Linked DNA regions of Mus musculus: region 1 is linked to region 2. A link is a contact called in ENCODE Hi-C or POLR2A ChIA-PET data. All regions are on one chromosome and are shown on one strand. The core of a region is the stretch at or near the end of the contact, and the rest is flanking DNA. Distances in the headings are between cores, read along the strand shown. Region 1 overlaps Ncf2 (neutrophil cytosolic factor 2). Region 2 holds the start of Arpc5 (actin related protein 2/3 complex, subunit 5).

What was found. A loop is a pair of places that touch in the nucleus more often than their neighbours do. ChIA-PET counts read pairs that join two places held with the same protein, here RNA polymerase II (POLR2A).
Region 1: a loop to region 2 is called in a map of left cerebral cortex, with 2.1 times the contacts of the local background. The contact joins the enhancer-like site here to the promoter of Arpc5 in region 2. A Hi-C loop is called at or near these places in 1 of 37 maps with a recorded cell type or tissue (left cerebral cortex). POLR2A ChIA-PET finds 5 or more read pairs at or near these places in 3 of 5 experiments (all embryonic stem cell).

Annotation. Positions count from the first base shown.
Region 1 is chr1:152,814,563-152,818,754 of GRCm38, reverse strand. Ncf2 (neutrophil cytosolic factor 2) reads right to left here. Exons shown (of 16, transcript NM_010877.5): 4 at 1,656-1,764. Among named protein-coding and RNA genes, the nearest start is that of Ncf2, 17 kb to the right of the region's middle. Within about 2 kb of position 1,601, at least 3 of the 3 ENCODE cell types and tissues checked have a DNase peak (open chromatin) inside an H3K27ac peak, as active enhancers do; they include left cerebral cortex, where a contact is called at or near this core.
Region 2 is chr1:152,764,509-152,769,080 of GRCm38, reverse strand. It overlaps Arpc5 (actin related protein 2/3 complex, subunit 5), which reads right to left and starts at 2,539. Exons shown (of 4, transcript NM_026369.2): 1 at 2,214-2,539; 2 at 148-220. The coding sequence starts at 2,356. It also overlaps a transcript of Rgl1 not described here.

The DNA.
Region 1 (4,192 bases), core at 352-2,851, 51 kb before region 2:
CCTTATTGAGGAGCCACTGAGGATGTGGCTCATATATGGACAGAACTTGTCATCATAAGTTGAGAAGCATGTGGCACAAACTTGGCTGCCCGTTACTATTTACTACAGGTGACAGAAAAGAGACCACAACAAGCTTTAACATTTTCTTATTTTCTTTCTCAGTTGCCTTCTCTTAAGGCCTTTCCCCATAACCACTTTTTTTGACTAGAAGGACCTCGGGACTCCTCCACAGAATGGCTTAAGTAGGGAAATGCCTAGTTTCTTGACCCCTGGGTCATTTTGACCCTAACAACAGGGAAAACGTCTTCCTGTGAAGGACTTGCTTGGTACCACAAGGCCCACTTCCTTGTCTAGCGCTGCCTGCTCACCGCCTTCATACCTGTAAGTGACAAGCGGCCCTCGGCAGGGTGAGTGACAGTTTGGGGACCATTTTGATCATGGCAAGGTGAGGTGGGAAGCTCCTGGCCATCTAGAGGAGAGAGGCCAGAGATGGAGCCAAAAATCCCACCAGGCACAGGGCAGGCCCTGTAACAAAGCGTTTGCTTCAACTTATGGAGGGAGATAACCCCTGTCCTCAGGGAACCAGCCTCAGGCCAGCCAATTCCCAAAGCAAATGCAAGTCTTCCCTTGTGAGCAATGGCGTAGCTGTGTGCCTGCCACAGAGCAGGACGGGCCATGGGCCACGCGTCCCCAGGGACTCAGGCAGAGAGAGAATCTATTTTTACTAGCATCTCTAAGCAACCGTGGGAACGCTTCACTTCTCGTGCCTGAGAAACCGAAGCAAAAGAAGACGTTTGTTCAGCATGCTTCTAAATAAAGGTCACCGACATTTCCAGGGGGTTTTTGTTTTTAAAGCTGGCAGTGTATATTTGGAAGTTTGATAGGGAAGGTTATTTGTGGAAGAAAAGTTCATAAACTCACAAGTCAAAGCCAGCCATGCCTGTCCTTTTTAGTAATAGTGGGAAGAAGTTGTCCTTGTTTGGAGAACTTCACCTCTCTGTGTACTTAGTGCGTTTCTTCCACAGACCTGTACCAGACAGCCCACAGTCTCTCTTCCAGTGTTAATCAAGTACCTAGGCGGGTTACAGCAGGTTCCTCACAGTCAGAGAACCCATGATTTTGAACATGGCAGAGTAATGTTGAGGAAATAGCTTGTCATATGCAAATTGATGAGTAAAATATGCAAATTGCTGAGTAAAATATGCAAATTGCTGTGACTACTCTCCCAGGCCAGCACACACTCACTCCTGTCTGGTCTCCCTTCAAAGCACACAATGGGCTTATTTTTGCATTGGCTTTTGAGTCAGAAACTAAAAAAAAAAAAAAAAAAAAAAAAAAAAAAGTTTCCTCTCAGGTATCTAATGACTCTATAAGGAGTGCGAAATCATGAAATCTCCCTCCCCTTCTCTCTCCTTTCCTCCCCCCACACCCTCTCCCTTTCTTTCCTCCCTTTGTCAATGCTGGTGTCAGATCCTGGGCCTCAAGCATGCCATGCCGGGGAAAACACTTTTTCACCCCTAAGCTACACGCATCTCAGTGTTTTCTTAACAGACAGCATGCGGCTCGAGGCACAGAGATCACGTGACTTGGGCCAGCTGCTGTCACAACAGCTAGACCTTTGTGCTTCCCTCGCGGGCCATCCCTGCCCTCCTCACCTCACAGGCAAACAGCTTGAACTGCAGCCCCAGGATCTTGTAGTCTATCAGCTGGTTCCCACGAAGCTGCGTCAAGGCCTCTTTAAGGTCTTTGATAGCAAGGTCGTACCTGCAGGACAGGAGGAGAAGAGAGCTGGTCCCATGCAGGTCATGGAGAGAGAAATGCAGAGCCCACGTCAAGAAGCCCTCCTGCTCTGTTTGACCTTCTCCCTTTTCTCCAACCCTGAGCGCAAAGACTTTTACAGACTATGTATGACTTTTGCACACTGGGGCTAACCAGCACAGCTTGTGGGGACCTTCCGTCTATGACAGCAATGTAGATTATTCTTCTCTAAGTGTTGTATGCATAGTTCCCACCTTTCTGATGACCTGAGTGACCTTCAAACACAGCTCTCAGCCTCACTGGAGAGCTCCAAGCAGAACCACCCTGCTTCTCTCTGGAAGAGTCTCAAAGCAGTCCCCACCACCCTCGCTCAAGGACAGATCTGCCTGGCCACAGCTGCCAGGGGTTCCTCGTTACAGCTATAGCTGTGGGTACCATCCTCCTGCCTAGAGCCTGTTGTGTCTTCTGTTGAGTCCAGTTTGAGGTTTGTGGCCTCTTGCCCCCTCCACACAGTCTGGGGAAGAGGGAGACGTTATCTCAGGTCTGTAAAGAATGAGAAGGTAGGCTTCCTGGACCCCTGTCTGTAAGCACAGGCTGTGTGTGGCTGTCTGGTCCCCTGAAGCAAGGAGAGGGCAGGTGGAGGGTGCAGGTGTCCTGTTCTATGAGCAGATACAATTCCCACTGTGTTCCACAGCCTGTTTGGGAGCAGGGACAATCTCAGAGGGGACACTTTAAGTGTCATCAGCACTAACAGTACAATCGTGTCTTGCTCCCTGCAGAGTTGGCTGAGCAGGTGGTTTTCAGCTGTGGCGATGCCCTGAGTCTACCTGGCACTGTAGGGACTCAGCAAAGTTCTCCGTGCAATTCTCTGTCTCATCAAGATGTCCACAATGTTTTGTTTTGTTTTGTTTTAGAAAAAGGACAAGTTACCCAGAGTGCTTGTTTTGTAAGAAGGAGCTGGTGGATGGGGCAGCTCTGCTAACGTATTGCCCATTTGTTAATGTTGTTATGTTGAAATAGGGTCTGATGTATCCAAAGCTGGTGTTAAACTCAATGTGTAACCTGGGATGACCTTGAAGTTCTGGTCCTTCTGCGTCTACCTCTTGAATGCTGGATTGTACCCAGTGTATGATGGGGGAATCAAGTGAGCTAAGCTTGCTTCTTGCAAGCTAGGCAAGCGCTACCAACTGAGCTACACCCCCAGCCCCGATGTCCATTGCACGAATCATTTGCCTGGCTTCCCTCCTCACCCCCCCCCCCCCCCCCCCGCGCTTGTGACCTCAGCAGCGCCCAGGGCAAGCGGCTCGGCTTTAACATACAGCTCTGGATCCCACTGCACAGGTCTGAGTAGGACCAGTTTTGAAAGAGGTCCAGCCCTTCTGGCTGGCCCCCTTCCAAGTGCCCTCCTCTACCATCTGGAGGCTTCCTAAGACATCTGCCGAGAAACAGCCACACCCCCAGAGCAGGCAGGCTCTTGGCTCCAGAGTACTTTTACTTGGCGTTTCTGTCACCAACCCCATAGGGACCCCTTGGTAACCTCTGAAGCTGCTGTTTGCCTTCTGCTACCAACACACACACAGTCTAGAGTCCCAGAGCTCACAGACTGGAATAAGTGAGAGGGAGGAGTCGAAACAGGCCGCACCCCCAGCATGCTGCCCCTGGTGGTCAGGGCCAATCCTCTCAGCCCAGCAGGAAGAAGGCTTTACCTCCTCCCCTTTCTAGACCAGCTCCGCCCTATTCTGAAAGGTCTCACCCTGCTTTTATTTCCACAGCCTGAAGATCCAGGAGGCTCATTGTGTGAATGATAACTTACAGTGCCTCCCCACTCCCTCCCCCCGCCCCCCACATACCCTGCTCCCTTTTTTGGGTTGACAAGGTCGGGACAGGGAAGTTTGATGGGAGGGAGAGAGTCATCTTGAGCTACCATCTGCTGCTTGGGAAACGCTTCTGACTTTGTTCTGCTAGAATTTAAGACAAGCAACACTGAAGCCGGGTGAGTGAGTGGTCTGGTCGAGGGGACAAACCCTCCTTGGTAGGAATGACCCTGTTAAGACAAGCCCCAGTGCAATGGAAAGGAATGCCTAACCCATTCAATATCAACTCACCTCTCTAGGTCACTGTGCACTTCCAATCTGCTTGGGGCCCAACTTTGCTTTACACCACAGTCACAGACTTAGTTCCCCCTTTTAATCTACACCTTCCTGGAAGTAGACATTTGTCTACTTCGTTTAATACTCATAATTAATTCAACACATATGGGTGTGATAGTTTGAATGGAATTGGCCCCCATAGACCATACAAATAGAGAATATGACTATTAGAAGGTGTGGGCTTGTTAGAGGAAGAGGGTCACTGTGGGGGTGGGGCTTGAGGTCTCATATGCTCAAGACATGCCCAGTGGCTCAGTCACCTCCTGCTGCCTATAGATCAAGAT
Region 2 (4,572 bases), core at 1,290-3,789:
AGGTTATAGACTGCGGTTCAGTCTCAAAAGTCACACTGTAAACTCTTGTGTCAAGGACAGGAAATAGGTACAATGTTGACTGTGGGGCATCAAAGGACTTTGCTAATAGTGAAACAGAAGAGATTAATGCTGTAGTCTGAAACTCACCTTCACTGCCTGGCTCTTTGTGTTAATAGGGGGGTTTTTCAGAGCAGCCTGGAGAGCAGCTGTCATGTTTCCTGTAACGAAGGTTAAGGGTGGAACAGAAAAGGATGGCCCCTGCTTTACAGGAATATTGGTTTTTGACTTGACTTTCTGCACAGTAACAAAAGTTACTATGGTCATTATGTTCGATATTAGAAACTGCATGGGTGTGTTTCCCACATGTCAACCAATGGTAAAAATACTGGAATTAAACAATAGATTTAAAAAAAAAAAGCAAAGACTGTTTTGACCTCAGTTCTATCAGTCAAATAGATTACACTTTCCAGTGAGATACACGCAATTGTCTAGATGGGTATTCAAGAAATCTTAAGACTATGTGTTAAGAATTATTAGGTCACCAAATGATGCAGTTTACCAACAAAGTATACCACTTGTCTGTGTGACTCTTGCTGGAAAACAACCCTAGACTTTATACTGAAACTACACTGTGTATTAACTGAAATGCTGGCTGATTATTCTGGCAATCAGAATGGAAGAATAGCTTAATATGAACAGGGCTCTGGATGATGTAGTAACCCGCACGACCTGTAGGTGGCAGCTTACTTTATTTCCTACAGGTTATTCAAACTGGGCTGGACCATCCATACCTACTCAGTCTCTGAAAGCACTGGTGAGTTAGCAAGCAGGGGAAACGGAAGGCCAATCAGACTGTCAGAACAGACAGTCATTTCCCTAAAAGGAGAAACAGAGTCACTGGTTCCTCCATCTGTAGTACCCGACCAATCTGAAGTCTCTCCTAGTTAGAACCAGAGACAATATCTTTATATTTTAAAATGGATTGACAAAAAGGTAGACTGAATTGATAATGAACACAGCAGTAGGAATCACCAGAAATTACCTAAAATACATTAGTTTAATAAAATATCATATATCCACCATAAAGACTAAAAAAAAAAAAAAAAAAAAAAAAAAAAAAAAACCCAAACAAACAAAGAATAAGCTCACCATTTCTGTGCAAAGGGTCTAATAAAAAATTATCTACAGTAGGTAATAAACTACTGTCAAGCCTGCATGGTCTTTTAAAGAAAAAAAAAACCCAAGTATTTTAACAAATAATCAAATTAGTAACAACTGTGAAAGTTATGGTAATGAAAGTTAAACCTATACTGCACATATATGTACGTTTGATGCTGTGGTTACCACTGTTTTTGCTCACTTTCTTCATTATAATCTAGTAGAAAATTGATGAGGGGAGAGCTGTATGAACAGACTTAATGAATACGATTTTTCTAAAGCTCCAGTTTGGATTTTTGTAACATTCTATTTTTCTAAGGGATCGATGCAAATGAATTTCGAGGTTATGAATATTCAGATATGCAAACCAAGGAACCAGGAACTGACAGCCATGTTTTAACTAGAAGGGAAACAATTTCAGAAAAACAATGTTGATTTATAGAACCGACTCATTCTCTGCTTTATTCACTGGGGTTCATCTTATATTATTCCCAGGGATTCTCTGCATGCATTCGCTATCCCTTTTTTAGTGGCCTTTTCTTAGCAGGTGAAAGGTTCCAAGCTTTAACTGGGAATTTTGGAGAAGAAAACTCCCTTCGGCTCGTTCATGAATTATAATGCCACCTTGCCAAAGCCCTTCTCTCTTAATAAACAATGCTGCCGATGAAATAGCCCCGGGGCTGAATGTACCGAGGGCCTCGATTTGCGAACCGCTCCATCTCTCCTGGCTAGGGATAAACTATCCCCGCTCCGCCAACCACACACACCGGACAGGAAAGCAAGACTCCAAGCGGGACGCCCGTGTCCCCACCGGGCAGAGACTGGCTCAGGTGCCCACTAGGACACCAGCGGTGCCCCGGGGAGGGCGCGGCCGCTTAGGACCGCGCACCTGAGGAATCGGGGCGCCGCCGGTAAGTTCGCCGGCGCGGCCGCGGGGTACAGGCGGCCTGCTGGCCCCGGGAGCTCCTGTCCTCCGTCCCCACCTAGAGCCGGGCACAGCCGGTCGCGTGGCCCCGCGTCCCCACAACCCCCGGCCGCCGCGAGCGTAAGGATATTGCCGTAGGCACGAGTCCACCTCGCCCTCGTCGGGCCCGGCCTGGCCATCGCCGCCGTCCTCCTCGTCCACGAACTTGTTCTCGTCATATTCGTCCACGTCCACCTTCCGGAAGCGGGCCGACGACACCGTGTTCTTCGACATCCCGGATCGCGACGCGACGCTGGCCTGCCCCTCCGCGGTGCCTCTCCTTTAGCGAGCCCAGCCCGGTCCGACTCACTTCCCTCTTCCGCTCTGGGGCGTCGCCGGCAGCCGCGGCTTGCAAGCTTCTGGGCCTGCGCGCTAGCGGGCTCGGCCTCCTCCTCTGCTTGCAGCCATCCTTCAGCCCCCGCTCCGCCCCCGCGTCCCCCGGGAGCGCGCGTCGGCAGGGGAGCGCGCGGGACGCACCGCGCACGCGCGGGCCCGCTGCAGGAAAGGGGCGGGGCTGGAGAAGGAGGCGGGGGCGGCGGGTCGACAGAAAGCTGGCAGAGGCGGCGCGGAGACGCGATTGGTCGCCGGGGAGCATCACGTGATGCCCGGGACGTTCCCATAGAAACGCTTTTCTGCGGTCCTGCCTTGCGGGGGGTCTTGGGCTGGAGGCTATGGGCACCTCGGGAGCGTGGCCTGGAGTGCTGCTGCCGCCGCCGCTGTCGGTGCCAGCCGCTGGTTGTTGGGGTCCGGTGTGAAGTGTGGGTGACCGGACTCGCGCGTGGGGTGCGATGGACTGGCTGCAGAACCTAGTCCCCTGCAGTCTGCAGGAGTATGAGGCAAAGTGATGCCCAGCTCGGAACTAGTGATCGGAGCCCTCCATTCGGACCGTGCGCCGCCGGGGGCTGCCTTCCCGAGCTGAGAGCCCCTTCCCCGGCTTGGACTCTTGGCACGCTGTCGGTGGGAGGTCCCCAAGGACGGAATCGAAAAGGTCACTTCTTACCTGTCAGTGCTGTGTGACAGCATCGCGACCGGACCTGCAGAATCTGAACTAGGTATTCTCTCCATCTGGAGGGAGGGAAAAGACGCTTGGGCCAGGTAGTGAAATTGGGGCAAACTTGTAGCATTTTCTAGAATCAGTCATCACATCTTAAAATAAGTAGTTATTTGGAGCAAGAATGCCAGAAGAGGGTGGGCGAGTTAGGCTCTTCAGTGCTGAGGGAAAATAGCGAGTGCAAGGATTAATAGAGACTGGACTTTCAAGGTTGTTATTTATTGTTTAAGGTTCCTGGAAGCACGTCAAATCAGCTTTTTGCTATATTCCATATTCCGGTTTGTGAGATCAGAGCTTCTGTTGAGGAGGCAGAGGCACAAAGATTAATCAAATAATAGCTGTGCTCTGTGTAATATACCGTAGTACAAGTATTTACAGAATAAAATTAATTCAGACATTTGGCTTTGCCCTGCTTCGATGCAGAACCACCTGGTTTCACGTATAGCAGAAGGCTGGATGTCATCCTGTTGAGTTTTCTCGTTTGCTCTGCCGTACTGGAAAAGAGCACTGGGCTTGGGATCAAAAAGCAGGCTGAGTCTCGACTTTTCTGCTCTCATAATCTGCATGATTGAGGCATGTTGCTTAAAAATTGGAACCTTGGATTTCTTAGTACTAAGATGGGGCTAATGTGCTTTTCACAAGGATGTTCCCAGGGCTCAATACGTGGAAATGCTTCGAAAAGACTCTAAAATTCTGCATATGTGTGCAATGTGTTATGGGTTATGTAGCACGAGCTTCATAAACTACCTAATGATAGGTTTTATTCTTGCTGGGGAAAGAGATCCCAAGATTCTGAAGGGCTGAATCTAATTTTTTCTTATGTATCTTTTTTCATATAAAATAAAATTAGGTATTCAGAAGGTAGTTAGTGCATGCTTGATGAGTTAGTGAAATATAAAATATATAAAAACATTGGGAATAGAGACTCAATCAAAAAGAGAAAGACGTCAGGATCAAACAGTTGTTGATCATAGGCACACACATGTGTATGTATGTGTTTATGTAGAGAGAGCGCTGTATGTGAAGTGTGTCCCTTTTCCTTGTGAAGAAGCAATGTGGCACTCCCTCTAGGTTTATCATTCAGTTGATAGAAGTGACATTTCCTTGATTAACACTCACATTGTCAGCTAGTAAAAACTCTCGTGTCTTAAGACAGCAAAGGAGACATGTCTCCCTGCCAGCAGTGCTTACTTTAAAAGCCTCATGCTGGAGTATAAGAACATTGTTACGGTGATGGCATTATGTAACTTAGGATAAAGATTTGTTTAATTTTTTTTTTCTGTTTCAATCTTGTGTAACTCCCATAAAAGCTGCACAGCATACTCTTTTAGATGTTAAAGCTGACTGTACTTTTTGTTCTTTTAAATTGAGATTTTCTTTGAAGAGAAAATTAAACACT